Regions from separate parts of the Homo sapiens genome. Here region 2 is linked to region 1. Evidence: chromatin contacts called from ENCODE Hi-C or POLR2A ChIA-PET data. All regions are on one chromosome and are shown on one strand. The core of a region is the stretch at or near the end of the contact, and the rest is flanking DNA. Distances in the headings are between cores, read along the strand shown.

What was found. Hi-C counts contacts between places; a loop is a spot of excess contacts on that map. ChIA-PET counts read pairs that join two places held with the same protein, here RNA polymerase II (POLR2A).
Region 2: a map of PC-3 shows a loop between it and region 1 (2.2-fold over the local background). The contact joins two enhancer-like sites. A Hi-C loop is called at or near these places in 1 of 168 maps with a recorded cell type or tissue (PC-3). POLR2A ChIA-PET finds 5 or more read pairs at or near these places in 1 of 52 experiments (AG04450).

What each region holds. Positions count from the first base shown.
Region 1 is chr17:71,437,243-71,440,337 of GRCh38, forward strand. No RefSeq gene overlaps it. Among named protein-coding and RNA genes, the nearest start is that of CASC17, 240 kb to the left of the region's middle. Within about 2 kb of position 1,694, at least 3 of the 41 ENCODE cell types and tissues checked have a DNase peak (open chromatin) inside an H3K27ac peak, as active enhancers do; they include PC-3, where a contact is called at or near this core.
Region 2 is chr17:72,389,658-72,392,799 of GRCh38, forward strand. No RefSeq gene overlaps it. Among named protein-coding and RNA genes, the nearest start is that of LINC02003, 48 kb to the left of the region's middle. RefSeq lists an enhancer at 2,996-3,045. Within about 2 kb of position 1,699, at least 6 of the 41 ENCODE cell types and tissues checked have a DNase peak (open chromatin) inside an H3K27ac peak, as active enhancers do; they include PC-3, where a contact is called at or near this core.

The DNA.
Region 1 (3,095 bases), core at 444-2,943:
GTTGTGTGGCTTTTGATAGTTCATGCCGACATAGTTTTCTTTCATTCCCTTTGCTTTGAAAACTTATATTTGTCTTTTATGTTTTGCATTCACTACAATGTGTCTGAATGTGTATTAGTTTTCAGTTACATTTTTGAAGTTGTGGTTTTTGAATCTGAGGAACACATCCAATTCTGGAAAATTCTGAGGCTTTTTTTTTTTTAACATGGCTTATGGAGGACTTTTTTTTTTCCCAATGTGTTTCATCATATATTAGAGTTCTTTAGTGGGACTTAGATTTTTCCCTTCCTCTGTTTTTTTTTTTATTATACTTTAAGTTCTAGGGTACATGTGCACAACATGCAGGTTTGTTACATATGTATACACGTGCCATGTTGGTTTGCTGCACCCATTAACTTGTCATGCAAATCAAAACCCTCTTTTTTTTTCTTCCTGTCTTTTTTTCTTTCTCTTTATACTGAGACTTCCGTGTGGGGTTGCTTTGTAGGAAAATTGTTCTAGAACAATTTGGGGCTCACTTCTGGGACACACCACAGTGATATCATCCCAGTGGCCACTGGCCCTGATAGTTTTACTGTAAATTTTCTGGATTTGGAGTTCTTGAAATATGAAAATAGTATTAATGTTAACTTTGAATTTGTAAAATCCTTTACATTTCTGATGGTGGTTCCATCAGAAGATTTTTTTTTTCAGCCAGAGGTCTGGCAAATATATACAAGATTCTTTGTGTTGTAAATTGTTCCCCTACCACCACCTTCTTCTGAGGTTGCTGCCCTCCAAGGGTCCCAATATTATGTAGCGATTTCAATTTTAATCCACTGCATTATGCGGTCCCTGAATAGGTATCCTAACCCAAGTTCTGTGTTGTCAGGTGTGGTAATTGCCTCCTCAGGCTTCTGAAGAATCACATGCTTATCACACTGGTTTTCAGTTTCCTTTCAATCTCTATTTTACAAGTTTAGCCAAAGGAAAAAACTAAAAGCAATTTTGTCACATTTATCTGGAATTCTGGATGTTTATTAGATAGAATGAATAAGTACAGTAGGGGATATTTTAGATCATTGCAGTTTGCCGCTTTGTGCATACCATGTGTGATTTTTATAGCCCAACATCCCTGCCTTTAACTCAGACAATAAATAATGGTCCTCCTGGATCAAAACCTCTCTGAATCCATCGTGAGGAGGAATACATACCCTCAAGAACATTTGACAGCATACCTGAAGCAAACTCTTATAATCTGATTAGTTGAGTGTCAGCAACCTGTGGTTGGTTTAGCTACTCCCATGACTAGAGGTAAAGAGTTGGACCAACGCAATGTAGTCTGTTGTCTTCCCAGTTTGAACTTTCAGAATGTTGTTATTTTTCTCTTCCTATAAGGTCAGGCTGCATGTTCTGCTCTTTTCCCCCATGCTTTTCACACATCCTCTCCCTGGAGAAATGTGAGAGGCAGTCTGGAAAAACATCAATGTTATGTATGTCAGAGCCTGCTTACACAGGATGCCAACAGATGGCAATATTTTATCATTATTACACAATCCAGAGACCCTTCATCTGTGGCCTCAGGGAACAAGACGAGTCGGCTCTTTGGTGTGACACATGTCACTGAAGCTTCACCCCCCATTAACTGTGCTGTTGTTTGTGATTGTTAAGCTGCGTGTCTCGCCATGTGTCACATTCTTGACTTGTACAAGGGCCCATTAGTAAGTAGCATCTGAGTACCATGAGTCATAGAAGGCCCCATTCTTGGAAAAATAAACACTGCACATTCAGCTGAGATTACAGCCACTGGCTGGTAGTGATCTGGATGGTGTTTCATGTAAAAGGCTATTTCTGTGATTCACCAAGGCCTTTTCCCCTCTATCAATACACCAGAAATGCCCATTGCTGTTGTATAGCGCTTCCTGTTGACAAACACAAGCTGAGAGCTCACGAAGTCTCTGGGCTAGGTAGGATTTGGTTCATGACAATGGAAGAAGAGGGAACTAGGAGTAAACACAAGCCAGATATTTCAAAACTATTAGAAAGCTTTATGAAATCAACTTCATAATTTCAAATAAAAGATGTATTTTGTTTTTAGATATATTTTCCAGAGACTTGCTCCTTATTTCCCTGTCATTTCCTTCTGCCCCTCATTCTATTTTGCAAACAACTGTCTGTTCCTTGTTCTTATATCTTTCATGACTCCTCTCTTTTCTCTCCTCTCTTCACCACTCTTTTAGTCTTTCCACATCATCCCCTCTTCAGGCTCCCTTTGTCTTCCCAGTTTTCATCTCCAGACCATGATTCGTAGAACTCCAGCTCAGGAATGGCATTCTGGTACTTCGGAGTTGGCACCAAAAGACAAGACAGTCTTGCCAACACCACCTACCCAAGCAACTGAATTTAGAAAGAGAATTCCCTGCAGCCACCTCTAACCTAAGCATTGTCAACATTATAATTGTAAGTCGTCTAATGGTTAAAAACTGGCCTGAGACTAAAGAAAGTCAGGAAGATAAATGTTCCAGGTTGGGTTTTGGGAAAGTTTTGGGGTTTCTGAGTCTATGCAGCTTTTGAGTCTGTATTTCATTCCTTGATCCCCCTCAGCAATCTGGCTCATTCTCTGTTTGTGTTTCTCTTTTATGTTTTTTTTTTTTTTTTTTTTTTTTTTTAAGAAGTGAGATTCTGGCATTTCTTCCAGGAAGGAAGGAGCAGGAGAGCTTTAGGCACTGCTGGGAGGCATGAAGATGAAGCTGCATGAACATCTTCACAGACCATCTACCCCACTCAACGTAGGGTCATGACCATGTAGTCAAACAACCAAGGGTCAGAGGGGAGAAAACAGATGGAGACCAAAGGCTTGCAGAATCCACACCTTCTTTCAAAACCTGTCTCAGAAAACGGTTTTCTGTGAACGTAGATTTCTGAGGGTAGTGCTTCTATAAACACTCCACTCATTTCTCTGGCCTAGGAGAAGTGTTTTGTATGGCAGCCTTTGCCATCAAACAAGGTTTTATTAAATATCCCCCTTGTTGTTGTTATAATAATCCATGCTGATATAAACCATGCTTCATAAAATGCCACAATACACATTCACTGGGCAGCACCCCAGGGCAGCC
Region 2 (3,142 bases), core at 449-2,948, 950 kb after region 1:
CGATCCGTGTCCCTGCCTTTTCCAGCTTTTTCTAAAGGCCACCTGCATTCCTGGCCTCATGGCCCCTTCCACCATCTTCAAAGCCAGGACTACAGCATCTACAAATCTCTGACTCTCCTGCCTCTCTCTTAAAGGGACTGTTGAAATTACCCTGGGCTTAACCAAGAATTATCTCCCTGTCTCAAGAAACTTAACTTGATTACATGTTCATGGATTCCAGGGAGCAGGACATGGGTATCTTTGGGGACCATTATTCTGTCTACCACATGGACAAAGCCAATACTCAGCTCAGATTTCCAATTCCAAGTCCAGTGGGTTTCTGCTTGGGACTGCACTGAGAGCAAGACCATACGCACAGGATTGCACAGAAGAGCTGGCATTTTGGCTTTTATGGGAGAGGTCTTCTCAATGGTCCTCCTTAAACGACTCCAATAAGAATCAGAAATAAATACAAGAGCCTTCTCTTTTTTTCTTTTTTTCTTTTTTTTTTTTTTTTTTTTTTTTTGAGACAGACTCTCACTCTGTTGCCCAGGCTGGAGTTCAATGGAACAATCTCAGCTCACTGTAACCCCAGTCTCCCGGACTCAAGCGATCCTCCCACCTCAGCCTCCCAAGTAGCTTGGACTACAGGCATGTGCCACCAAGGCCAGGCTAATTTTTGTAATTTTTTTAGTAGAGATGGGGTTTGTTATGTTGCCCAGGCTGGTCTTGAACTCCTGAGCTCAGACGATCCACCTGCCTCAGCCTCCCAAAGTACTGGGATTACAGGCGTGAGCCACCATGCCTGGCCCTGAGCCTTCTTACCACGAAAACAGAGGCCGAAACCTGTAGATGTCTACTAAGGCCGTCGGTCATTAAAGCAATTATTGCCAGCCAAGAAAGCCTTCAAGGCCCACCGCAATCCAGATAGGCTAGCCAGGAACCTCCATGGAGTGAGCTATAACATGATGGGGTTTTATTCAATGGAGGATTTGTCTACTGAAGGAGGGAGGAACACTTGACTGAGTCAACTCAATAGTTCAACAAATGTTCTTTCAGATTCTGACCTAGGTACAGAATGCCAGTGAGAAGTAAGAACAGCCCTGGGCCTCACAACCTGGGGCAGTGGGTGTTGCTCTCATTGTCTTCACTTTATAAGTGAAGAAACAGACTTAGATCACAAGGGCAAGAGCAAAGGAGTCAGAATTAAACTCAGACCTGCCTAACCCTACAATTTGACTCTTAACTGTGTCACTATTTGGAATTCCATGGGACCTGTATTAGTCTGTTCTCATGCTGCTATGAAGAAATACTCGAGACTGGGTAATTTATGAAGAAAACAGGTTTAATTGACTCACAGTTCCATATGGCTGGGGAGGCCTCAGGAAACTTACAATCATGGCAGAAAGCACCTCTTCACAGGGTGGCAGGAGAGAGAATGAGAGCCAGCAGGGGAAATGCCATAGGCTTATAAAACCATCAGATCTTGTGATAACTCACTCACTAGCATGAGAACAGCATGGGGGAAATCGCCCCCAAGATGCAATCACTTCCCACCGGGTCCCTCCCACAGGAACTACAATTCAAGATGAGATTTGGGTGAGGACACAACCAAACCATATCAGGACCCATTCTATAAAAGATATGTAGGAAGTGCTTCCCCAGGAGTAAGGGTGATTACTTCTACCTGGGGAAGGTTAGGGGAATGTTTATCAGGGAGATAGTAACACTAGCAATAGCTAACACATGAGCTGGATGTATGACTCAGGTCCTGTGCTCTGAGAGCTACATATATTAATGCATACCTCCCTCTCCCACAAAAAAAGAAAAGAAAACCAGTGAGGTCAGTACTACTACAATCTTCAAATTATATAGGAGGATGCTGAGATGCAGAGATATGAAGTAAACAGCCTTAAATCACACAACCAACACAAGGTGGGGCTGGAATTGAGATGCTATCCCATCTCCTTCCTCTGAGCATTAGAAAGGCATCTAGGAAGGGTCTAATCCTGAGCTGGAAAGGCATCCATGGGCTCTCTGTAGGGGCTCAGAAGGGCTAGACAGCCAGCCAGCTGGAAAGCAATGCGGCATCTCATGCATTTGAGCATGTACAGGTCACTAATGGCTGTGCACAAAAAGGACCCCAGCAGGAAGCCATCCACTGGCCCCTGGACCAACACTACCAGGATCTTATTTGTTAGGAGGGCCAGAAAAACAGAGCTCGTCAATGTGCAAGTACACAGCTCTCTGGCTGCTTCCATTGGTCTCAAAGTTGCCTTGTCCAGAGGGGCCATTGACTATGGTGCATTTTAAGGAGGAGAAGAGACATCCAGGATGCCAACTGGGGTCCAGGAGACACAGCCACCTGTCCCACGAGCTCCAGAGTGAGCCTGACATAGGGCAAGTGGAAGCCACTCCTCAGACTTCAAATTCCTCTTGCAAGACAAAGGCTAACATAGGGAAGAGTTGTAAAAGACACTGTTTCCAGAAATCCTCTGACCACCCACAACGGTCTTGGCTTACAGAGTTTGCAGTGACCTAATCTGTATTTAGCAATGCTATCCCTTTGGTGGAGGAGGGTAAAGATTACCCAAATCCTGTAAGCAAAGCATCAACCACATCCTATGCTGTCTTCACTGACACACACCACTGTGCTGTCTAGGAATCAGGACAATCGTATGCCACTGTGCACCCAGGAAGCCTGACCTGCTGTGTCCCGAGTCTCACTCAACAATGCACACTATGGCGGCAGGTGTTCACTGCGCCGGGGATTTTTATTGGGTGGACTTGTGGAATTTAAAATCTCAGTTGCCTATCTCACCTTGAACAAGTAAAAATGGTTTCAGTTGCTTCTACCTTGCCCCATTTAAGTTTTCCCCAGAGATGGGCTGCTGAGCAGAGCTGGTGGGGACGTGGGGGATGGTTATGGGCAGTGGAGAGACAGGGAAAGGTGACACCAGCCTACCTGGTCTGTCTTGCTCAAAGCCCTTTCCTTTCCCTCTCCATCTCCCCAACCCACGATTCAGAAAGCTGCAGTAGAATCGGCTTCCCTCAGCTGCCCTGATGCGTTCCTCCCCAGCGATCTGCTTTCTACAAAAAAAAAAAAAGTGTTCTAAATAGAGCGGAACTGAGCATGGGGCCGCAGCCCGGATGAAGTCTTCCC